Regions from separate parts of the Mus musculus genome. Here regions 2 and 3 are each linked to region 1. Evidence: chromatin loops called from intact Hi-C (ENCODE). Cell type or tissue: gastrocnemius. All regions are shown on one strand. Region 1 holds the start of Rwdd3 (RWD domain containing 3). Region 2 overlaps Slc44a3 (solute carrier family 44, member 3). Region 3 holds the start of Tlcd4 (TLC domain containing 4).

Evidence for each region. Hi-C counts contacts between places; a loop is a spot of excess contacts. Peaks named below come from ENCODE experiments on the same cell type or tissue, not always from the same donor. Only the 100,000 strongest peaks of a DNase experiment are listed, where the experiment ranks them.
Region 2: a loop joins it to region 1, with 6 times the contacts of the local background. A loop is called at or near these places in 30 of 42 quality-filtered maps.
Region 3: it touches region 1 in a loop (5-fold over the local background); 11 of 42 quality-filtered maps call a loop at or near these places.

What each region holds. Positions count from the first base shown.
Region 1 is chr3:121,168,661-121,176,660 of GRCm38, reverse strand. It overlaps Rwdd3 (RWD domain containing 3), which reads left to right and starts at 4,966. Exons shown (of 5, transcript NM_028456.3): 1 at 4,966-5,069. The coding sequence starts at 4,985. In gastrocnemius, a CTCF peak has its summit at 4,921 (motif pointing left); a DNase peak (open chromatin) is centred at 4,939; H3K4me3 peaks cover 1,404 bases; H3K27ac peaks cover 1,131 bases.
Region 2 is chr3:121,495,635-121,503,634 of GRCm38, reverse strand. It overlaps Slc44a3 (solute carrier family 44, member 3), which reads left to right. Exons shown (of 15, transcript NM_145394.3): 10 at 5,751-5,916. Among named protein-coding and RNA genes, the nearest start is that of Gm38684, 32 kb to the left of the region's middle. In gastrocnemius, no CTCF peak of the experiment used is centred here; a DNase peak (open chromatin) is centred at 3,217.
Region 3 is chr3:121,258,234-121,266,233 of GRCm38, reverse strand. It overlaps Tlcd4 (TLC domain containing 4), which reads left to right and starts at 3,067. Exons shown (of 8, transcript NM_001355678.2): 1 at 3,067-3,534. In gastrocnemius, no CTCF peak of the experiment used is centred here; DNase peaks (open chromatin) are centred at 2,855, 3,378 and 7,034; H3K4me3 peaks cover 2,649 bases; H3K27ac peaks cover 3,633 bases.

The DNA.
Region 1 (8,000 bases):
GCATTGTTAGGAAGTGTGGCCTTGTGGGAGGAAGTGTGTCACTGGAGGCAGGCTTTGTGATTTCTGATCCTCAAGCCAAGCCCTGTGTCACTTTCTCTTACTGCTTCCTGCCAATCCAGATGTAGAACTCTCAGCTATGTCTCTATCATCATGTCTGCATGCATGCCACCATGCTTCCTACTGTGACAATAGTGGATTAAACCTCTTAAACTGTAAGCCAGCCCCAATGAAATGTTTTTCTTTATAAGAGTTGCCTTGGTCTTGGTGTCCCTTCAGAGCAATAGAAACCCCAACTGAGACAGGTTGTTCACAGGTTGGCTTTTTTTCTTTGTCCTTATTTGGTTGAAAAGGCAAGATGCTCCCTCAATCTCTCTGGTAAGGACATAAATGCCATTTGTGAGGGCTGTATGCTGATGACATGGTCACCTCCCAAATACCATCACATTCAGGTCATGGACCCAGAGAGGACACAGACCTTGAGACTAGAGCATGGGAAGCCACAAGATACAAATAAACAGAGTGATTTCAGATAGTGGTGAATGCTGTGAGAAAATGAAGGCAGAGCAGTAAGCTAGGGATCTGGGTGGTGGGGGACAAGGGAAGGAAAAGTGCTGGGTCCAGAAAATTACGTGACAACTTAATCTCATGACCAGCATTGAACTTGATGTGACAGGGACAGCAGGTTGCTTCCTCGTGGCATTGCCCTTTCTCTATAATAAAGAAATGATAAGAGTAGATGATACTTAATTTATTCTTCAATATCTAGGTGAATCCATGGTCTCTGTGATTAAACATGGTATTGTTCATATTTCCTTTAACTGCGACATTCATGGACTGAGATCCAGCCAACAGCATCGGACTGGATGTACGAGGACATGGCGGTTGGAACATCTCAGGTCATCAAGAACTGCACAAAACTGAGGATCAAGCTAGAACAGGGCCACGGAGCCCAAGTCTGGTCTAGACGCCATCTCCAGACCAGAATATGTGAGAGAGGAACACATGTGTGCTGTGAAGGCTGTGGAAGTTTTAGGATCTGTGCATTTCCCATCAGAGCCATTCCTAAGCCATAAATCCAGTAAGCACCTGAGGTTAGAATCTCTTAACCTCAGAGTTAGCATCCTTCCCCCTCTTCCTGAGCCTCCTGCGCTGTGCTTTCTTCTTTTCCCCTCTGCTTTTCTTACTGCTTGTCCTCTTAAATCAGTCATCTTTCAAAACTAATATGCCCAGAAGAAATGATCTATTGAGCACATTCAGAAATCAACTTTGAATACAGAAAACATAAACCTCACAGGAGAGAGCATTAGCTATGGTCTCTTACTTGTTCATTACACAGCCACCTCTCCTGGCTCCCAAACTATGACTGAGTACAATTTCAGACTGTCACTGCTTATGTCATTGATATGTCACTGTTTATGTCATTTTTAAAATTTCTTCTCTACCTTGTGGGTTTTTTTCCTCACCACTTCCCATTCTCTACTCTTTCCCTTTTCCTTCATAATGTCTTTCACCCTTCTACAGTGTTTCTGCTTGTTTGCCTTTAAGAACCCCAGGCCCCACTTTTGCTACTCTGCTCTGGGGCCTCCCTTTATCTCCCTCCATTTCAACCACTGTCTTTCCAAAACAGTCATATTTGCACATTTATAGCTCCTCCAGATAATAAAAACTGGCTCTCCTAGTCATAGACTGTGAGAAAAATATAAGGACTAAAAGGAATATATTTGCTGCAGCAACCAGAATTAATCATTGGGTATTATTTTAATTAGACAGACCTTAAAACTCTAATGATAAGGATGAGTTGTTTGGATAACATTGATAAGCATTGAACTGTCAGTGGACATTGCCCCGGGGACAGCTTCCCACACAGCAAGCTAGGACTGTTTTGATAGCATTTGTATTTAGGAGCCAAGCACAGGCAGATTGCAATGGATATGCTAGAGCAAAGACAGATAGATTATCTGGACGAGGTGCTGGCATATCTTGACCCAAAACAGAAATCCGGGCCAAATTCTCATGCAATTGAGTTGTTTCTATTTTGACATCATGGTGAAAGATAATTTTGCAACTTTGACTCTGTAACAGAACAGAAAGACTTATGATCAATTAATAGCACCCATTTGTACCCTTTTGGAAGCCTGTGACATTCCTGAACATTACAAAATTATTTTTCCTCCGGGCAAGTTTTGGGCAAAAGCATGGCACCATCCCCACTGTCCAACCATGTCAGGACCTTGAACTTCACTTTGGTTAACCACATGTGGCATTTCTTGTGCCTACAACATGGCGAGACAGTTTTCGACTACAGCAGATTGTATTTCCTTATCTAGATCGAAGGTCGGAGTGTGTTCTTGCTTCATCTCTGTCTCAAGAACTGTCACAGAGTCTGAGAACGTGTAGAGACCTGAGCAAGCACAGGAACGCTTTAGACACACACAGCATGGCTTTTCCCAGTTAGCTCTGTGTAGGAAACTGGCTTTTAGTGTCTTCTTCATTATTTTAAGGGCTGGAGCGCAACCTTGAGCAGCCCAGGCAGGTACTCCACCACTGAGACATTTTTGGGAGTAATTTTTAATGTTCTCAGATCATAATTTTTCTTATTAAGCCCACTCAGCTTTTTCTCAGGATAAGTAACGTTTCACCTTTCCCAATTGGCTTCAAGTTGGGTCCTGTTTGCTCGTGAAAGTGGGTTTTGACAGTCAGTAGAGCTGTTCTGGGAAAATTAAAAGAACTACCTGTCCACACTGACTTCCTGGGTTAGTGGTTTTAACTGGGGGTGAGAGGGTACGAGTCCCCTCCTATTCCAGTCTTGGGTACACTGCGCTTTAGGAGAAATGCATGGAGAGGTAGCACTGTTTTAGCAAATCACACACTGGTGTGCGTATTTGTGGGAGGTGGGGATAGAGGTGGATAATATACTCTCACTGTTCACATCCACTTCACATTTAAATATCTAGAATTTCAGTAGCCGCTGACTAGAAGAAATCTTATTACAAGAAAAATGATTATGGTGCCGTAGCTTCAGAGATCTGCCAGGTACCTGCTATTTCCGTTGTGTGAGAAATGCCAAGCAGACATCACGCTGCCTCTGTGATGATTACTTCTAAATGTCAGAGTGCAAGAAATGTATTCGAGGGATTTCAGTGTCTCCGGGTAGTGTCAATTTAGAAGACAATTCACATGAACTTTTTATTTAAGCATGCTAAATGAAGTATGAAAAGCAGGTTAAGGAATCAACGGAGAAAGGAAAGCAAAGAAGAAACCCACTGACCAGAAAATTTTAAGTATGATAATAGATGGCTGTACTTTTACATCAATTCCCATGGACCCCTTACTGACAGTAGGCTCCGGTGATCGCCTCCTAATCCTGCTGACAATGAAATCACGCTGTTCGTGTTATTTCGTTCATATCACACATTGAATTTGAAAAATTAAAACAGGATGAGGGCTATTCAATTATTGTGTGGACCATTTAACAAATATGACAAATAATCAAATTAATATTTTCCATTACTTTTAGCAGTAACATTGGACTTTAAACTGAAAATTGAATAACAGAGTGGTGCTGTAAATCAAAAAGTGTAATCTTTTCCCCAAATCTCTCTAACAGTTAATTATGAACCCACTGAACTTGCTTGAACTGCTATTTTGGAAATAACTCAAAGGAACTATTTTTTTTTTCTTTCTTCTAATACAAATTGGTTACATTATAGATAATCATGTGTTTAAATAAACCTTTATCTTTCTAATTATTTGCACAGCACGGTTCCTAATTGCCTGGGGTCACTGAAATCTCAGGGCATCCCTGGAAAAGCTTTTCTTGTCTATCTCATCAGATTTCCTTTCTCTTCTTGGAAGCCAATTTCTCTTCCTTTTTTCAAATTGCCCTTTTAGCAATAGAAATGATGATTGGGATAGTAACGTGGCCCAGTTAAAATTATTCTGACTTGTAGAAGTCAGTGAAAGGAGTCACTGAAGACCTACTTAAATTCTTTGATGAACTCACAGAATGTTATTTCTGATACAAACCAGTGGCATGAGACCTCCCCGAGTGAGCCAAAGGACTCTTGGGAGCTGCAGAATTAAAAATTTTTATTTTGGGGGCGGGGGGAGTCAAATGCACCTAGACAGAACTACTTACCACAAATTAATTTTGCTTACTAAAGTCGAGGTTGAAACAGATGCATCACTCATTCTGTTATCCTATTGTTACTGCGAGTGTTTTGAAATTTAGGTCAAGATTCAAAGATGGTGATTTCACCATTAAGCTTCAGGGATCAGAGAGGTAATAGACACATTATGTTATATGCATCGAATATCACCTGAACCGAACCAAACCGAACCAAATCAAATCAACTCAAATCAAATCACTGTAAAGCTAGTTTTTGGCTTTGGACCCCATCTCTAAGGAGTCTCATCTCAGTCTTCCCTCTTCTTCATCTTGGACTGGAAAGAGGCCCTGGAATCTAGACCTTGTGTGTAATCCCGAGGCTAGTGACCAACCAGGTCAGTATCCTGGAGGTCATTATCGTTCTCTTTTCTGAAATATCCTGACCACGAGGGTCACTGACCCTCATGAGGACATGGAATTTGTGTTTTGCTCACTGTGGGATCTCAGGACACAAAGTTCAAAAGCCTGACAAGGGCTCGTTCGCCTTGTTTGGCTTTTCTTGTTTGTTTAGGTTTTTTTTACTCTCTCCATTTCCTCCTAGCCTGGTGAAGCACGGTGGGTTCACAGCCTGGTTGTTCTTGTAGGGGACTTTGGGGCTTTACAGGTCTCTCTCTGATCCAGAAAACCACAGAGGCCAAAACTCAGAAGGTTCTGGGCGGACACATGCCACGCCCATAAACACGCCCATCTCCCCGCCCCCCGCCCGGCGCCATCCGCAGCCGACCTGGCTGTGAGGCCGGGGCGCCCCCCAGTGACCGTAGGGGAGCTTTGCTCCGGGAGGCGGCGGAAGTGGCTTTGGGTTCTGGTCGCACGGATATGGTGGAGGAGGTGCGGCAGGAGCTCTCGGCGCTGGCCGCGATCTTCTGCGGGCCCAACGAGTGGGAGATGTTGAGCTGTTCAGGTGAATACCCTGCCTCTCACCCTGCGGCCACTGCGGGGAGTCGGGGACCCGGTGTCTTGTGGCCCTGGACAGGAGTAGGAGGGGACTGGGGGGTGGGGTTGGCCTGCGCTTGCAGTGCCCTCCCCTGAGCTCGCCCTCTCCGCCCCCCTACCCCGTGCTCTCCCGCAACTAGACGGTGCGCAGTGCCCTCCTCGTGAAACCCAGCTCCTCCAAATAGTCGGCATCCACCATAAGCATTTGTGTATCACGTCCCTGACAACAGGACGCTGTAGTTGGTTGTCAGCCACGTGGAAGGCAGTCAGGAAATGCTTGTTAAGGTTTGAACTCTCCAGAGTTAATTGCCTTTGACTTTATTATTAATTTTTTTTGTTGTTTTACTTAAAAATATTTTTATTTTTACGTTTTCCAGGCTGCTGAAAAATGGCAGCCGATTCCAGACTTCTGCTGGACGCAGCATGGAGACCTTCTCTTCTAACCCAGGCAGGGCACCGACCCTCTGAGAGTTTATAGTCTGTAAAGCTATTACTATTGTTGTTATTATTAATTGTTTTAAAAAGCTAAAATTTCATTCTTGTCTTGGCTTCCGTTAAGGAACCCAGACGCTCCACTCACACACTTTTAAATTTTTTTTTGGCGTATGTATGAGTGTTTTGCATGCCTGTATAGACCTGTATGCTGAGTGTGCCTGGGAGGCCTGAATAGGACGTTCAGGGGCTAGGAGTTACCGAGGGTTTGAGAGCCTTGCCTTAAAGGTGCTGAGAACTGAACCCAGGGAATAGTCAGTGCTCTTAACCACTGAGTGCCCCCAATTTCCCCCTTTTGGGAAAATGTGCTGATGCAAATTATTCTCACCCTCGCTGAGCTGTCAAATATGTCATGTACATTTTGAGGTCAGTGAGAGCCATCCCTCTACTGTTACAATGTAACTACGATTGTAATGGCTTTTCTGACCATAAATTGGCTTAGCTCTAGGAAGACAGTGTGAGATGTGCTAGACCTAAGGAAGCTATATCTATGATTAGGAGGGCTTTGGGTTTCCATAAGATAAGTCAGTGACCCCTTTCTCCTATGCCTTCTTGCATGCACACATCTACAGATCTTTGTGGTGATTTGACGTTTCAGGCCATGTGAACTTTCTAGAAAAATGGAGTTGCTCTCTTCTTAAGTGCCTAGACCTGTCTTGTATATTTTTGAAACTTCCTTAAGACCCCTATGAAAGGATTTATTGTAGGGATTTGCCACCCTCTTGTGATTGGGTAGCATCCTGATCGGTTAGCATCTCCTGTCTCCACAATTCTCTCTATTGGTAATTGCTTCTGCCGGAGGCAGCTATTTAAAGGGATCACTCGTGTCTCCGAGTTCTTGTATCGTGACTTACTTGCCAATATCTGGGAGAAACGAACCTGTGATGTCCTATGACATTTTAAAAAAATGGTGGTGGTTTGCATTATGACCAATCAGATACTGTTGATAGGTCAGAGAAACCCCCCAAAAAGAAGTGCTGAGAGAGAGGGGGAGGGGGTTGTCTTAATACTCTGAACACTGCGGCTCTTTATCTGCTCTTAAATTGAGCATGACTTCAAGTCATGCCTCCTAATTAATTTAATTCAGTGTTCTGGCATCAATAAGTAATTGAATTATAAAGGAATTCAGTGTAACAGCTTCGGACATTTTGTTTTCTAGAAGGTTCACTGAAGAGTAGAACAGTTCAGCGATTGAAGCAGGAATGATTGACACACTCGGGAGCTGTGAGTGAGGCAAACACCAAGTGTAGCAGGCTTCGTGGCTTCTACCCTCGCTGCCAGCGGCAGTTCGGGTTTCAGGGTGTCACTCTGTACCCATCATTTCTTCCCTGGCCTCCACCAGATAAGTCTCTCCTGTCTTAAGTGAGATTAGAAGAATATTGCAGAGGGCCTACATTTCTCTGTAAGACAGGAAGACCTGGGTTGACCCCAACGGCCAGCTCTTGAGGCCCTGAGCCGAAAAGTCTTGAATAGATGGGTTCAGTTTAGTGGGGAGTAATTTCTTTTAAGAGTTTTGAGGGAGTTTGCATCCTGGCCACTCATGTTAGAGTAAGTTCAAAGGAAGAGGCGCTGTGTGTAACAGTCTCTTAGGGCTGGAAATAATGTAAACACCATATTCCCAGCTTGGGAAAGCAGTGGAGTAGCCAAATCAGGGATATTCTGTTCTTCTCCATCCCACGAGTCAGTCCAGGTGCCAGGGTTGGTGTGGTCACCTTGATCTTCACGTGGGTTTTAAGGAGAGGCTTGCTTAGCTTAGTTTGCATTGAGGATCACTGATGGTCACATAGATTACATCACCACCAAGCTCCACAGGGTTGGGTTTGGCACTGGGTCCCACTCCTCTGTAGGAAAGGGGCTGGTGCAGGAAACGTTCTTACAGTAAGACAATCCATGATGCTGAGAAAAAAAAAAAACAAAACAGTGGCAATAGTGTGGGTGGGATCCGGCTTATATTCAGAACAATCGAGTTGGTGGTGGGAGGTCCGCATTCCCCTTCAAGCATACACGTGTGTGGTCCCTTCTGAAGGTGTTATCATCCATTTTCCGGGTAGAGACACGGAGAGTATATGGCTGTGCCCAGTGCCTGTTATAAATGGAGTCGCAGTTTAGAAGCTATCTCACAGGATTAAAAGTTGAAAAAGAGAGGACTCGCATAACAGCTTAACTGCATCACACAATAGGCTGGCGATAGCTTCCCAGTGGGTTTTGTGTTTTATTAACACTGTTGTTCAGATTGGACTCTGTCCCCCTGCAAAACTGTTACAGTGACATATTGACGTTGTTTGCCGATGGTCTTGGCTGAACTCATCTCTCTAAAGTCCACATAGTCTTAGACTTTATTTTGAAAGAGTGCCACCTTTACCTTCCAGTCTTTCTAGTTGTTTTGTTTCCTTCTCTAAGAACGATG
Region 2 (8,000 bases), 330 kb before region 1:
GTGTCTGCTCCCTTTTGGATATTGTCCTACCCAGCTGGCCTGTCTTCCTTAAGAATCTGCCATCTACAGTGATCAGTGTACCACTATAGACTCTAGAAAAGCTTTAAAACGTGCCTACAACATCAAGGCTATATAGCTTGATACATTTTAATCAGAGAATTAAGAGTGATCTTAGAACTTTATCTCAAAGATCTTTAATCGAATATGGGGGAATTGGAACAATGTCTCCTCTCCTTCCAGAGGACCCAGGTTCAATTCCTAGCACCCAGATGGTGACTCACAAGCATCTGAAATTCCAGTTCAAGAGATTTTTTTTTAAATACCTTCTATGTCCTCCATGGACACCAGGCATACATATGGCACACAGACATAAATGCAGACAAAGCCCTCATGCACATAAAATCAAAATTAAAAAATAGAATATGTCATTTAAAGAATGTCTATCCATCTCTACATTTATCTACTCGTTCAACAATTGCTGTAAGTTAAAAATCCTATTAAAACACACGGACATAGTGAGTTAGTGATGGTGCCTACCCTTGGTCCTAGCACTTGGAGGCAAGTTAAGAAGATCTCTGAGGGTGGGGCCAGTCTAATCTACAAAGAGTTCCAGAACATCCAGGGCTCTGCAGAGAAACCCTGTCTTGTAAAATACAAAACACACGGACAATGCAGGTTTCCTTATTTGGAAGACAAAGAAAAACTTATATTAAGTAAGGTAGGTAAGTGACCGGAATAGTTGGTAAGATGTAAGGAGAAAATAAAGCAGAGGACAGGGGCGTCAAATGCCTGAGGAGGCTGGAACTCAGTTTTTAATTTGGCCCTTGGGTTGGGTTAGGGTTAGGGGTGGGTTAGGGTTGTATTAGGGTTAGGATTATGGTTGGGTTAGGGTTAGGGCTAAACAAATATACTTGAACAAAGACTTGAAAGCGTTGTACAGGGCCACAAAGCTGGCTTAGGGAAGGAAGAATGTCCCAAGTATCGGACCATAAAGAAGACAGGGTTCTGGGGACAGGAAGGAGGCAGATTTAGCTAGAGTGGTGTCATTAATAGAGAGGTGAATTCATGAAGGCAGTCAGAGAAGAAATGGGGTAAATCCTGGGGCTGTGAAATGGGAAATCTGGAGAACCCAGACCGGACCCGATGCTCATTTTAACAGCAGTAATGCTTAGTAGAGAGGAATGGTGTTGCATGGCTACTGGGTCTGTGCAGTGCAGTGTGACATACTGGGTTCTGAGGCTACTTTAGAGAGTGTCGTATCTGATGATGTAATAGATGGGAGAGGGAGGTAAAGGAGTTGGCGGTGGCTTTGGGTTGGTTCACGTGGTCTCTCACTTTAGCAGCAGGAAGATGTGAAGGTCATGAACTGAGATGGAGCAGAAAGCTGAGTGCATTTCATGAGTAGAAATTAGTTTGGGGAGTTATTTTTAATAACTATATGGATATTTCCAATAAGCAATTATCTATGAGCCTGAAGTTCAGAAGGAACACATAAACAGTATCTGGGAGTAGATAAAGAAAGGATTGTGCTTTGAGATAGTTCACTGTTGTGTTAGGATGTCCAGGGCTAGCTGTAGTCCGGTAGCTGTGCTTTGGAGGTGTCATATCACCCTGGCTTTTGGTGATTGTGTTCTTTTGAGGTCCTTTAACCATCTGGATGGGTTTGGTCTCTGGATATTCTTGTCATAGTAGTTATTGGGAGGGGGATGAACCTCAATGGTCCTGGTGTGGCAGGTCTCTGATGGCTATCCTTGGGCTGTATAGTTTCTGATGTGCAGGTCTGTATGGCTCAGGAGCCTCCGGTCCAATGGAAGTCGCCCTGGGTTAGCAAGCTGCTCAGGGCAGTTTGGCCTGGCCCACAGTGCTCAGAGAACAGGGAAGATGGGAGGGGGAATGCTTAACTGTATGGTTCAGGAGTCTCGGGTCTGATAAAGGTAGGAGGAGGGGGTGGTAGAAGAATGGAGGTTCTCCCTGGGCTAGTGGGCTGTTCAGTGCAGCCTGGCCTGGCTTGGCTCAGAGTGCTCAGAGAGTAGGGAAGTGGGAAGGGAAAGAGAAGTTCACCTGTATGGTTCAGGAGTCTGACAAAGGTGGAGGAGAGGTAGAGGGACATTTCAATGTTAACGCCCTGGAAGACCAGGGTGTAGCTCAGTGGTAGAGCACTTGCTTAGATTTGCTCTTGAAAAAATAAATAAATGGGCTCTGGAGATGAGAAGGGACAGCAAGATGGGTTGAAAGTGAAGGCCAGAGCTAGATGACAAAGGTGGTTTCTGGGAAAGAGTAGCTGGGCATCTGAGTGGTTCAGTGTCTAAGGCAGGGATGAAGATCTCAGCATTGACTTACGACAGCAACTTGGAGGTCAGATTGTTGTAGAGACGTGAGCATAAATTGACAGAGGGTGGGAGGGAAGGAATTGGAGGATCTAATATTGACCATGAATCAATCTGGAGGGATTTAACTATGAAAGAGGCAGAAGAGAGGAAAGAGTCCAGAGGAGATTTTTTTTTTAATGGAGACAGTTAGTAATGGCTCAGGAAAGGGAGTATTTTGGTGGGGGTGGAGGATCTAGTGGCAGGGTTGGCCACAGGCTCAAGGGCAGCTTATCATTTTAAGGACTGGGGTTAAATTCCGGACATATCGATAAGTATGCCTGGGGAGTTGGCATAAGGAAAGGTCTTCTGATTGCCTCATTTTTCCTTGAGTAACAGGAATTGAGGTTGTTGGCTCTGAGGTTGGAGGAGAGATTAGATAGCCGTTGTCTAGAAGATAAGATGAACAAACAAACACGGTCATCTGTAAGTCCCTCGGACTCTCAGAGGAGTTATCAAGGGTTCTTTTGCCTCTTCTATTTTTGCTCCTAATAGCTAATGTCCACCCAAATGTCCAAGTACTGGACTCAGTGAGTGTTGACTGTCAACACTGGATCATTTTACCCATGATTCATTTGCAGCTAACCCTGCATCTCACTCGCTGTTCTTAGCCCCTTATCCACTAATTACACTTGCTAGCATATAACCTTAGAGTAGCGATGTGATGGAGTCACAGAGAGCGAGAAGTCGCTATTACTACCCTCAATCGAAGAGTGGAAAAAACAAACAAACAAACAAAAAACCCTAGATTTCTAGAAGGTTCCATGGTTTGTTTGTGGTTGGTCAGCCGCCCTCGAGGATCTTGCCTGCACCAACACAGCCCGTCCAGGAGAGGGCAGCCCTGCATGCATAAGCACGCCTGCCCCGCCCTCAGGCTCTGGAACACTGACTATGAAGGTCCTTCTGTTCCCATTCAAGCTGCAGTCCTTGATCCTTTGAGAGATCTGCTTCGAGCAGTGTTTCCTCCCAGGTAGCATTTGGCATCATATGAAAGTATTTTGAATTATCAGAAATGGGGAGTAGAGGCAAAGCAAACTCCTAAACACCCACAAAGGCATTAAACCATCACTACATCCTATGCAGAAATGTCTGCTCCAAAATGCCAATGAGTGCCTTGAGAAGCTAAACAATCCTGTCTTGGTGAACATCTATAAACCGCTCAGTAAAACTGATAGAGAGGCACAAATAATAGACAGCCTCAGGAGACGGAAAGATGGCTCCTGGAGCGCAAGCAAGTGCTGTGCAAACTTAACAACCTGTGCTTGGATCCCCAGAACCCACATAAAAGCTGGACGTGGTAGTGCACGTGTCTGCAATCCCAGCATGCCATAGGAAAAGGGAGGAGGAGACGGGCGAAGCTCCGGAAGCTTATGTTCCAACTACCCTGGCTATTGCAGCCATAAAGAGACTATCGCAAACAAGGTGGTAAGTCGAGGACCAGTACATGAAGGTTGACTTCCGACTGCCACATGCAAGGGACGGCACATGTGCCCACACCCACGCACATAAGCACACCCGATTGCCGGCACGCAGGGGATATGTAGGGGAGATTTGATACTTCAACCCACAGAAATTAGTCAAAAATAGCCTCTGGGTTTGGCTTTTTTAAAAGATGTCAAGTCTTTGAGGGTCAAGTGCATCTTGATTTATCACTTCAAGTGCTCCACTTGCTGACCGTTATCACCAGTGTGACAAACTAGGAAATGTGTAACAATGGCCATGCAGGGCAGCCAAGAGGAAAGATTGTCCCCTCTTAGCATCCATACTAGCTTTCTGTCTGTCTGAGAAAAATGATGCCCCACCCCACTCTATGTAAATATTCTGTACCTCCAAAGCATAATTTGCTGTTGGCACTCGTCATCTTACAGAAGAGGAACTGCAAGCTTCTCAGGCCCTGTGCACTTCAGATGGTTCAGAGTATGGGTCTCAAAGCCTGCTGGCTGGCCTGATGTATCTAAGGGGCATGGTCACCACGAGGGTCATTTGCTTGTTGCTGGGAACACTTTTCTAAAACATAGCAGCTTTAGAAAAACATAGGCAGATTTCTGAGCTCACCTGAAATGCGTCTCCTTCCCAGCCAGATGAGCTGGACAGTCAGTAGACCACTGTTGGCTTGTCTCTGTAAAGCAAGCTACCCCACTACTTCCCACAGTGGCCATCTTGCTTGACAGAACTTAGAGAGGAAGGAATGGAGACAAGCCAGCGGAATCTGTTTTGCTGAACATTTATTATCTTCAGCCTTTCCCTCGCTGTGTGAACTCTAGGGCGAGCGTCTAAAGGCAAATGAACGGATGAACTGAAAGTCCACGTGTAGATGCGACAAGAGATACAAAAACATGTTTAAATCATGGGCAGGTTGTAGGTTTCACCAAAGACCAAAGCACCCATTTCTTCCTTATAATAAATAGTTTACTTGAAAAGCTCATGGGAGAACATTTGAAATCAAGCCCAGGCACAGAGCTGGGAGCTGGTTTACCAGTGTCTGCAGGATTGGTAGATATTTGTAATATCTACCGATATTTAAGGATGCTTTAGGTCAGAGGAGAAAGGAAAGCACACCAATAGTGAGCATTATTAAAACACCCTTGCTGACCTTAATGCAATACTGTGCTCCTGGAATACAGGATAGTGATCATATAAGAACGACAGTGATAATGATAACTGTTATCACCCAGGGAAGGCTACTTCTGTGGGCCAGGCTTTATCTCAGAAACTATTCAGATTATATCACTTTATGCTCAAACTACCAAGAAGGAGTTAGTACGCAGGCAAGACTAAGATTCTAAGAAGCTAGATAATGCGTCCTAGGCTTCTACAAGAAGGTTAACATTGAGATCTGAACCAAGGAAAGTAGGCATTTCACATGTGCCAAGAGGGTTTGCTCTTGAAACAAACTATAAGTGGAACCTGTTTGAGTAAAGGAAGACTCTAGAGTCTCTTTTATTGAGTCTACGGATTTGTTTTGTTTTGTTTTGTTTTGGTGAAGAGTTCTATAATACAGTCTTAATATTTTGTGTGTTTTTGTCAATGTAACATATTTGGCCTCCATCACACAAGACTATGTAACAGAAAATGCACAGGGCAAGGTATTTTTCTATTACTCATGAAACATCACTAATGTTGGACTCTTCGGCACCCATTTTCATGCCTTCAAAGGAGAATGAGTTTTAGGGTGTATGTCAACTGTCTTCCAAATTCCCTATAGTCACTGTCAATAGCGTTGGCACTATTTAAATTCTTAGTGTTTGGTGTATGACCTTAAGCTCTGACAGCTGCATTTTTGCATACTGCCAAAGACCAAGCGTGAAGAAACATGGTTCACTGAACCGTCTTCCAGGATACGGGAACTATCGGTGTAAAGCATGTTTGTATTATAAACTTTAGGTACTGCCCAGGTGATGGAAGGTGGCCAAGTGGAATATAAGCCTCTTTCCGGCATTCGGTATATGTGGTGGTACCATTTAATTGGCCTCATCTGGACTAGCGAATTCATCCTTGCATGCCAGCGGATGACTGTAGCAGGAGCAATGGTTGCTTGTTATTTCAACAGGTGAGTCCACTCTTTTATCCCTGAGGTTTGTCTGGGTGCTTTGGCTTGTATATGCATCTCTGAAGATATTTGCCAGTTTTTTACTCAATGCCTTAAAAGAGAGTAACAATAATTAGGAAAGGGGAAAAAAAAAGCCTGCATGGTGGCACACGCCTTTAATCCCAGCACTTTGGAGGCAGAGGCAGGTGGATTTCTGAGTTCCAGGACAGCCTGGTCTACAAAGTGAGTTCCAGGACAGCCAGGGCTACACAGAGAAACCCTGCTTCAAAAAAAAAAAAAAAAAGAAAAGAAAAAAGGACTAAGTTAAAATTTGGCCTATATGCTCACTTATTGGTCAGCGGAAATAGTCTCCCTTAAACCCCAAAATTCTCTAGGCTCTTTTGCTTAAACTATAATGTAGTTTCGTGTAATGTAGAAAGAAATTAGACAGCAAAGTAATTATATTCTCTAGAATTTAAAAATACCTAAAAGAAAAGCTTGTATTCTCCTGTAACTATCCATTCTTAAATACTATGGATCTATTTTATTTATTTTATTTTTATTTTTTAATTTTTTTTGGCTTTTTTTTGAGACAGGGTTCTCTGTGTAGCCCTGTCTATTCTGGAACTCACTCTGTAGACCAGGCTGGCCTTGAACTCAGAAATCTGCCTGCCTCTGCCTCCCAAGTACTGGGATTAAAGGCATGCGCCACCACTGCCCGGCCTATGGATCTATTTTAAATACACTCCAGTAACTATATCAATGGTTTTATCTTTGTAAAAATCAGAAGGATATTTACTTGGAAAAATAATGTTACACCCTAAAGGAACTGTGAACTATAATTCATGTCCTTAGAGTTAAGTGCCAGGGAATTAATTACTTACTTCAGTGTCTATGGCACATTGCCTCATGAAAATAATTGAGGACTATTGTTCCTCTACTCCCGCCCCACCCCCACTCACCTGTACCTGGGCCGTGTGCATCTCTTGAGTATAACTCTCCTCGGATTAGAGCCAGAAGAGCAGGCCCAAGACAATGACAGGGTTGCACTGGAAGAAGCAGTTTGCTCCTGGCAATGCTGACCCTCCTCTGGTCTCTCAGACCAAATGAGTAGATAAACATGAGCTTTCTGGAGTCCAAAAGCCAAGCAGCCAAGATTCATGCCACTAAGCAGTTGCCTCTGGATGATAAAGAGCACTGTGTGGGCTTTTAATACAGTGGTACCCTTTGGGAACCACATCATTAGGAACTCTGGAGGACTCACAGAGGGGCTGCTGCCCTTGGTTGGCACTGAGAGCCTCCCAGAAGCAGGAGATGGGAGTTGCTTCGTTTCCTATAAAGAAGAAAGATCTTCTCCCTCAGGTAACACATCTGTCTGAGAGAGAGAGAGAGTTATCTTAGCATAACCAGACCAAAGTGTTTCCAGCAAGGACTTGGATGTGGAGGCCCGGTGGTTCCGGGACATTGATCTCATCCCTACCTTCTCTCCACACTCTGTCATTAAAGAATTGTACAGGTCACGAGAAATGGACAAGCAATGACAGGCAATGAGAACTATCAGGCTTTGGATGCTAATTTAAAAAATAAAATAAAATTCAGCTGAATGATGAAAACTGAAGACATGACTAAGCACACTAGGAAAAGCTAGAAGGTCTGCTTGTGAGTGTTGGCTGTGTGCAGTTGTGCAAGAGTGGCAGGATTCAAGCATAAAGTGTGCTTTAAATTTGGCCAGATGGCTCAGCGGGTTAAAGTGACTGCCACGAAAAGCCAAGCGACCTGAGTTTGATCCCCAGAACCCATGCTAGAAAGAGAGATCTCACTTCCAGACGTTGTCCTCTGACCTCCACCAGGGCGCCCCAGGCCTCATGTTTCCACATACACAGCATACACACAAGCACTCAACAATAATAGATACAAATTTAGAAAGACAGATTGAAAAATACAGATAAATACAAAGCAAACTGTGCTTCCAGAGATGTTAAATCTTCAACCCCTAGATCCTTCTTCTTCCAGAAAGAGAAGAGGCCTTTGCTCTCCAGGGCTATAACCTAGAAGAGGGTCAGAACTCGGAGTATCTGGCAAAGCTGAGTTGTGGGCAATACTAT
Region 3 (8,000 bases), 90 kb before region 1:
GACTCATATATCTATATCTATGACTTTTATTAAAAATAAAATGTAAAGAAAGGTAATACACATATATTCAGGGAGAAAAACATAATGTAAGCACAAAGAACTCAGAACTTATCCAGCATTTTACCCCTATAGGGATAACATTTTTTAATATCTTCAAATAGTTTCTTCCTAAAACACAATGGAAAGTAATTTTAAGTAAGTACTCATAACATCTGGCAAAAAGTTCTTGATATACTAAAAGTCCTAGTGCAGTCATTCATTTCTGTTACTAGCTGAACCATGCCCCTAAACCCGGCCCCTCTCACCTCCCTTCCTCCCCACCCCCACCTTTCCCCTCCCCTCCCCTCCTCTCCCCACCCTTTCCCTCCTCTTCCCTCCCCTCCCCTCTCCTCCTGTGCTGTAGATGAACCTAGGGCCTTGCACATGCCCAGCAAGGGCTTTGCCTCCGAGACAGGTTTCTAGCTCTAGCCCAGACTTTCTGATCAGAATGTGTGTGATCATCTAGACTTCATCTCTCAGCTGGGCGTGGTGGCGCACGCCTTTAATCCCAGCACTTGGGAGGCAGAGGCAGGTGGATTTCTGGGTTTGAGGCCAGCCTGGTCTACAGAGTGAGTCCCAGGACAGCCAGGGCTACACAGAGAAACCCTGTCTCGAAAAACCAAAAAACCAAAAAAACCCAAAACCCCCAAAAAACAGAAAGAAGAGAACTGAGCAATTTTTCCTGAGCTCCATTGTTATTTTAAAAAACAAAGTAGTTTTCAGTCTCAGTTTAACAATCAGCTCTATTTAGAAGTGTAAGGATTTTTTTAAAACTAATTCATCAGGGAAATTTGTATCATTTAAGAGAATTTTTATTTTATTTTTTTTATCTTTATTTATTTGTATATTTTATGTATACGAGTACCCTGCTGCATGTACACCTGCATACCAGAAGAGAACACTAGACTCCTTTATAGATGGTTGTGAGCCACCTTGTGGGTGCTGGGAATTGAGTTCAGGGCCTCTGGAAGAGCAGCCAGTGCTGTTAACTGCTGAGCCGTCTCTCCAGCCTTTAAGGGTAGATGAATAAATATTTTTACTTCTCTTGAGCGGTTTCTTTGATCAAATAGCACAAAAAGTGCAATTTAGCTTTGACGCCCGCAACACACTAGAAATTCAGGACTTCATACAGTAAACACAGGATTTTGAGGAAGTTTTGTTAAGAGTAACTAAGATTTAAAAGTGAATAATTGAAATGACCAGTCTAAAGAAATTCAGAAAATATACAGTAGGTATATTCTCTGCTAAAATCACTTTTTTTTTGTTAGACTAAAATTTAACATTCAATGTGGGCATGTATTATGGTGCATCTTACATGAGTTAGATGTCAGCCTGGGCTAGCTGAGACTGTTTCAAAATGGGGGTGGTGGAGGGAAAGTAAGTTTTGAAATTCAACTAGTATTTTCAGATCTCAATGTTTGTCCTTGATATAATCACTATGTAATCTCAATACACTCTTGCAGTTTGGTAATGCATTGATAGAGGCTCATGAAGGAATCCCGGGACAGTCACATTTCCATAGTGTATTTCCATAGGTTGACTTGGCTTGTTAGGTTAATTACTGTTGGAGTTAGAGAATTATAGATGTTAAGGGTAATGGTGGTGCATTATCAGGAGAGAACAGAGCAACTGACCAACAATGAGGAGCTAGGATAAGTGCCTGCAGATGACAGTCCTGAGATAGCACTGTGAAATTCGTCTTAGCTGAACTGACCCTATAGATATCTGCCTATAACCATCACATGCCCACACAGTTATGAGAGGAGCACATGAGTACATGAAGCAGCTATGGGGCAAAGCAAAAACAGTCAGGGGCTATGCAGGTTGGGAAATATCTGTGATGAAACAGGTGTGGCCACAGCGCTGTGGCCCTGGAATGCCGAGACGCTTGGGTAGAACACAGGGAACGATCTGCATGGTCTTCCTGGCTGGTTTTCTGACCGTGTAGCTCATAGAGGTTTTCTCTGTGGTTCCGCCTAGACCGGGGAGCTTTCAGAAATAATTGAATTGTTCCATTTCTATAGATGAAGACGTGAGCTTCATTGAGCTTAGTTAGCTCAGTCAGCTGGAGACAGCTCGGCTAAAAAATGGACTCCAGGTTCTAATAAATAGGATTTCGGTTCTATTGCTTTCCAAGATGAATTTAAATACAGATGTGGTGTGAGATTATGTGTACATTTTCTGGCCTAAATTGGCAGCAGATGCTTCCCTGTGTGTATGCATATTATTAGGTCAAATATGTAAGCTTTATTTGGTAGGTATTTCTCACAAACAACTGCCCTATGTCATTAATGTTGAAATTTCCAGGTTATTCGATTTATGTAGAATTCATCTAGTTCCAAAAATAGGACTTGTGACTGCTTTTTTTTTTTTGGCAAATCATACAGCTTGTGTGTACCTCTGCATTATTTAGTTTTATTCCAGTTAATTGGATCTGGTTGATACAGCAGGTCGGAAAGCAGAGTTTATAGACTTGGCAGTTTGGGATACTCAGCCAGTCCTAAAACAAAACAAAAACAAACAAACAAACAAAAAAAAAACAGTCCAGTCCCATTTAAACATCCTGACCGCAGAGGGGTCCCGGATATAGATGGATTGCTAATGTACCCGTTTTTGTTACGTGGAAATCGAATCCAGGGCCTTGGACATGCTAGGCAGGAGCTATACTTGGATAGCTTGCGGTCCTTCAAGGGTGTTCTCCGGGGGTTTGGGAAGAGGCTGCTCTGGGACATGACGCCTCTTCTACACACGTGCCTCCTAGCCGGCTTGGCACGCACCTGCAGCCTCAAACCAGAACGGGGCGGGGCTGGACTTTGGCCGTGGCAGACGTGGCAGAAAGAAAAAAAAAAGCATCAGTTGCCATTTCATCTCCTCGACAAAGCAAACCATGCGGATCTTTTGCACAGCGTTTGGGCATATAAGACAGAATTCCCCATTGAAAAGGGGTTTGGGTTACGTGGCGAGCCGGGGCGCTGACCAACGCGGGGGCGGACTCACATACTTCTTCTCCCCACTCGTGAGGTCTGTGACTTGCTGGGAAAGCCCGCGCACCGCACACTGCACCCGGGCAGAGGTGTGAGCTCTCAGGGTTCCTTCGCAGCCCACCGCCTAAGCTCGCGGCTTCGAGCTCCCGCCGCGATCCAAGTCCCAGCGCCGGGAGGTGGGCCCCACGCGCGGCCTCCGGGCCCCGCCCACTCTGGCCTGGGGTCGGAGCCGCGGCGAGCGCCAGCCCAGTCCGAGCGGCCGCGGCCCCTTTAAGGAGCCGCTCTGCGGTAACCCGAGCCCGCAGTCCGGGCGGGCGCGGCGGCAGCGGCGGCGCGAGCCTCGGCGACAGCTCCTCCGGGCTCCCCCGGCTTTCCGCGAGCATCTCGCGCGTGGCTCCGGCCGGCGCAGCCTTCGGGCCAGGCTGGATGACCAGGCGCCTGTGAGCCCCGCTGCGCTCTCCCGGCCCCGCGTAGCCGCCGCCCGCGGGAGTCGTCCCGGGACCCGGCACAGGTGACGCCGTTTGGACGGGATCCGGGAGGAGGGCGGCCTCGCCCAGCGCAGCCTCGGGCACTGCGCCGCGTCGCACCGGCCTAGCGCGGCCGAGCTCGGGCGCCCGAGGCGGGTGGGAGCGCGCGGGAGGCTCTCGCAGGTGTGCGGCGGCGCAGCATCCTTCCTGCTGTCGGCCCCGCGCCGCTTAGCTCGGAGCAGATGATGTCCCGGGCCCGCGGCCCCCGGCGCTGGCCCGGGGTCCACTCGGTTCTCCCAGGCTGCTTGGTTCGGTCCCCCGGCTTTCCTGCTTGGCTAGAGGCAATCAAGGGGTCTGAGCCCAAAGCGGGTGGGTGCAACCTCTGGGCCTGCGGGGGACGCTTTCTTGCGAGAGACCGGCTCAGGGTCGGGAGCATCAAGTGGCATCCCCATCCTCCTTTTCTAAAAAAAGTAGCCTATTTTTACCCCCCACGACTCTCAAGTGGGTCCCATTTTTAGCCACCTGAGTGCTTAAGTCTAGTGGAGGGAGAATTGGTTTCTCTTTCCAGCCTCTGTAACCTCCTGGCAAGTTGGTTAAACTAAGTGCCTTCGTTTACCTTGGTAGGAAATGGGGCCTCTAATGCCACTATCTTATTTTCCCACCTTTCCAAGATGGTAGGGCAGCCTCTGTGAAAGTGGTTTTAAGTTAAGTTCATTTAACGGACACTTGCTGGCCTGTGTTTTTGTTTTTATTTGTAAGCATTTTCGAGCCACTGTACATGTGTATGTAAAACTGCAAAATATTAAAAAGTAATCTTTGATGTTTAAATTAACTCAGATACCAGTTTGGAGGCAATGTGGGAGAGTTTGTGTGGATGGTGGGAATTAATGTGTTTAATACTCATGTCTGTAATTTTATTTAGTAAAACCTTTACATAGTCAGATAATTGAAAAATTAAAAATGGATCTAGGATGGGGATGTTTTAAGGTGAAATTAACGTTTATAAGTAGTTTCTTAAGTCAATATATTCAGGAATCCCACTGCCCATGTTCCATCAGGTTAAAGATCTTTTCTCTTTGTTTCTATTTTCCTTAAGTTGTATGGATGAAACGAAATAAGATGTGTGTACCGGTGATGTCAGAAAAACTTGAGACTAGTTGTGGAGGCTCCCCTCCCCTGTGCCATGTGATGATCCAGAGAATTTATTCTCTTTGGATCCCTGCAACTCCTCTCACCACACTGCCTCTGTCCAGCGCTTCTCTGCGGTGCCATCTTTCAGGAGTTTTATCTGTCTGGGCTGGATGTCTTTGCCCCAGTTGCTTAGTCATTATCACTAGCTTTGTGCTTCTGCTCCTTCCAGTAAAAGCCTTCATCACTTGGGGGAAAAGAAAAAATTATGGCTCTTGCCACTAAAGTCCTCTCTGTTCACTTGGAAGCGCTAGGGGTGACAGTTGTCAGAGGCTTGAAACGTCAATCACCAGAGAAGATGGACGTTTGCTAAGAGTTTTCTAAATAGACCTACAGAGTAAGGATGCTAGAGTTGGCCAGGCCTTGCATGTTTGCTGAAATCTCTGTTGGAGAGATTCCACTGGACTATCAAGAGAGGCCCTGTGAGGTGACCACCGAGCTCTGAGAAGCTAAACTGTGCTAAACTGGGTAAGGATACTCCCTGCAAAGGAGTGGGAAGGCAGAAAAGTGCCCTGCAGGAAGGGATGGCTACCTTCCCAGACTAACATCACCAATGGAGCAATGGAGCCTGGGTTTCTGAAGGGAGGCAGGGAAGGGGCTGAGGTACAGAGAGGAAGTGGAAGAGTCTGAGGTTGCTCTGTCACTCTTTGAGAATTTATTGTCCCTCACCATCAAGGGCAGCTATATTACAGTCATCAGACCTGTTCCTTCCACTTCCCTTGGTGCTCCAAAGGAGGCCTGGCACACCTGTGTCCTCTCAAAGCCCCATTTATTACAGGACACCACGCAGTTTAGTTCATAAACCCATCAGACCTCAAATCTCCCTCCACCCTGCTTCCAAGTTAATATTCTGTCTTACAGATTAAAGATTCAGTTGATCTTTGCTGTCAGGGCTTAGCTGAGCAGTCTACACTACACTAAGATACAGAAAAGTTGTTGTTGTTGTTTGTTTGTTTTTTTCTACAGTTTTCCTTTTAAGGAAGATAGTGAACTAATGAGATTAGTGGCCATATGTCCAAGGGGGCCTGAGTGGAAGGTAAAGTTAACGTGAGTTATGTTGGCTAGCCGGTGCCATCGTCCTTGAGCAGTTTAGGGATCCCACTGAGTGTAGACGGTTTCCTGGTACTCTCCCTACTCCCAAGTGCCCTGTGAGGGGGTGGGGGAAAGAGAGCGGTATGGGAGGTGGACTTCCCATCATTCCTTGGGATGGCACACACACTTGAACTGGATGTTAAGGACAGCTGTATTCACGTGACACGTAATATTTGTTAGGAACACATCCCATCAGGACAGTGATGTAATTTCGTAAAGGAGCCCAAAGCACTTTGGCAGCGTTTTCCCTTAAGCATGAAAGGTGGCTCGCTGAGAGATGGAGCCCTGCTGCTCTGAGACCTGCTGTTCCTTCGAAGGCCTTGGAGATCCCAGCAGGTCCCAGAAGCCAAGATAAGGCAGCACTAGAAAAGAGGTTTCTTTGCTGAGGTAACATGGATGTATTTAGGAAGAGGTAATCCTGTGGGTGCCCCAGGAGCTGGTAGTACCGTGTAACTGATCAGCAATCTTGAAAGTAGCCCTTGAAGATAGCTGCCCATCCACCCAGGGCTTAAACCACACGCAGAAAGGAGCTGTTGAATAATGGACCAATGTCCTAGACCTGACAGAAACAGTGCTTCAGGCATTACTGGGCCAGGACACCAGAAAGTTCAGTTTTACTTTGAGACCCAGAACACAAATAAGTATATGAGCATCTAAAATAAGTTGTTATTCTTGTTCTGTTTCTAGTTTTGTTTTGTTTTAAAAAAACTCCTGACCGCTAGTCCACCGTTTGTTTAATCGGTGGAAAACCAAGTAGGGTAGGGTAGGGTGGCCTAGTGATACCGGAGGGGATGGCTGAGCCCTAGCTGGATGTCTGCGGACAGAAGGAAGTGTGGGACCTGTCTGGTCTGTGAAGGTATGAGACTCATAGAGCCAAACGGCAGCTGGATGGGGCAGATGCAGACAGAGACTTCCCACTTGTCTGTTCACTGCAAAGTCAAGCAGATTGCTTCTGAAGGGTGAGGAGGACGAAGTGTGGAAAGGAAGTTGCGTTTGGATTTCAAAGCAGATCTCTTTGGAGCAGTAGCTCCTTCTTTGTAGAGTTTGTGAGGAAACAAATGGGCCAGAACAAAATAGCTGATGGATTTAGGTCATGTCCACTTCTGTGGGCCGCCTCGCCTCGCCTCGCCTCGGGGAGCGCAGGGGCGCTCAGATGTGGGAAGGATGAGGAGGCAGGCGCACACTTCCTGCCTTGGAGAAGTTCTGAGCTAAGCTCAGGGGGTGCGTTGTTCCTAAGCCCCGCTTCCTGGTTGTGCTCAGGAAGAAGTTGGCTGCCTGCCTCACCAAGAATTGGAACACTATTCTCATTCTCTTTTATAACACGGCTGGGCTATCAAGACTTCCTCAGAGGTCGGTTCCATGGTCCATGATCAAATTCAAGCGTCTGTCTCTCAACCAGTGTCGGCAGCTAATTCTGCTTTGTGTCCTGCAGTTGGCCAAGGGCAATGACTATTCTTTGGACTTTTGGTTTCCCTTTTCATAACAGTTAACGTCTGGCCCCCACCCCTAGGTAAAACAAAGCCTACCGAAGAAAGTACACAGGTATCCGAGCCTGTTGCTTAGTTACTGCAACTTAGTTAGATTTTGTCATTGACATCTGACCTAGTTGGGTCCTCCTTTTGAACCATCTGGTCTCCTGATGTACCTTTCTGACTGCAGGTGATATTTTTTTTTTAGGTGTTTAACATCAGCCCTTCCCTTTTTAAAATCTGCCTGGCATTTGTCCAATGCTTTCATTAGTATTACCTCATATCCTCCAGTTTTGGTTATCTGCCCAGCTACTCCTGTGAGCTCAGTTTTGGATCCCAGGCTCTAGAGACAGCTATATATGCTGTTGAGTTTTCTGTATCGGCTTTAATTTAACTTTCAGTTTGGGGGCATAAGGAGAAAGTATCCCCGTCAGGCTCACTTCATTTCATTCTCTCCAAGCAAACTTAAAACCCATTGAAAGATGTATTTTGGGGGCTGAGGATGCACGCCGTAGGGGAGACAGCTCTGTGCTGAGCCCCCAGTGCTGCAATGAGCACTGATAATGCCTTCTGTCTTGGTGTGTGTTTATTTGATGGAATGGTAGCAAGAAGGAATTTTAATTGATTTATTATTATTATTATTATTATAAGAATTTCATCACGTTTTATAACTAATTTGCCTATTTTCTTTTTCCTTTTCTTTTCTTTTCTTTTCTTTTCTTTTCTTTTCTTGTCTTTTCTTGTCTTTTCTTGTCTTTTCT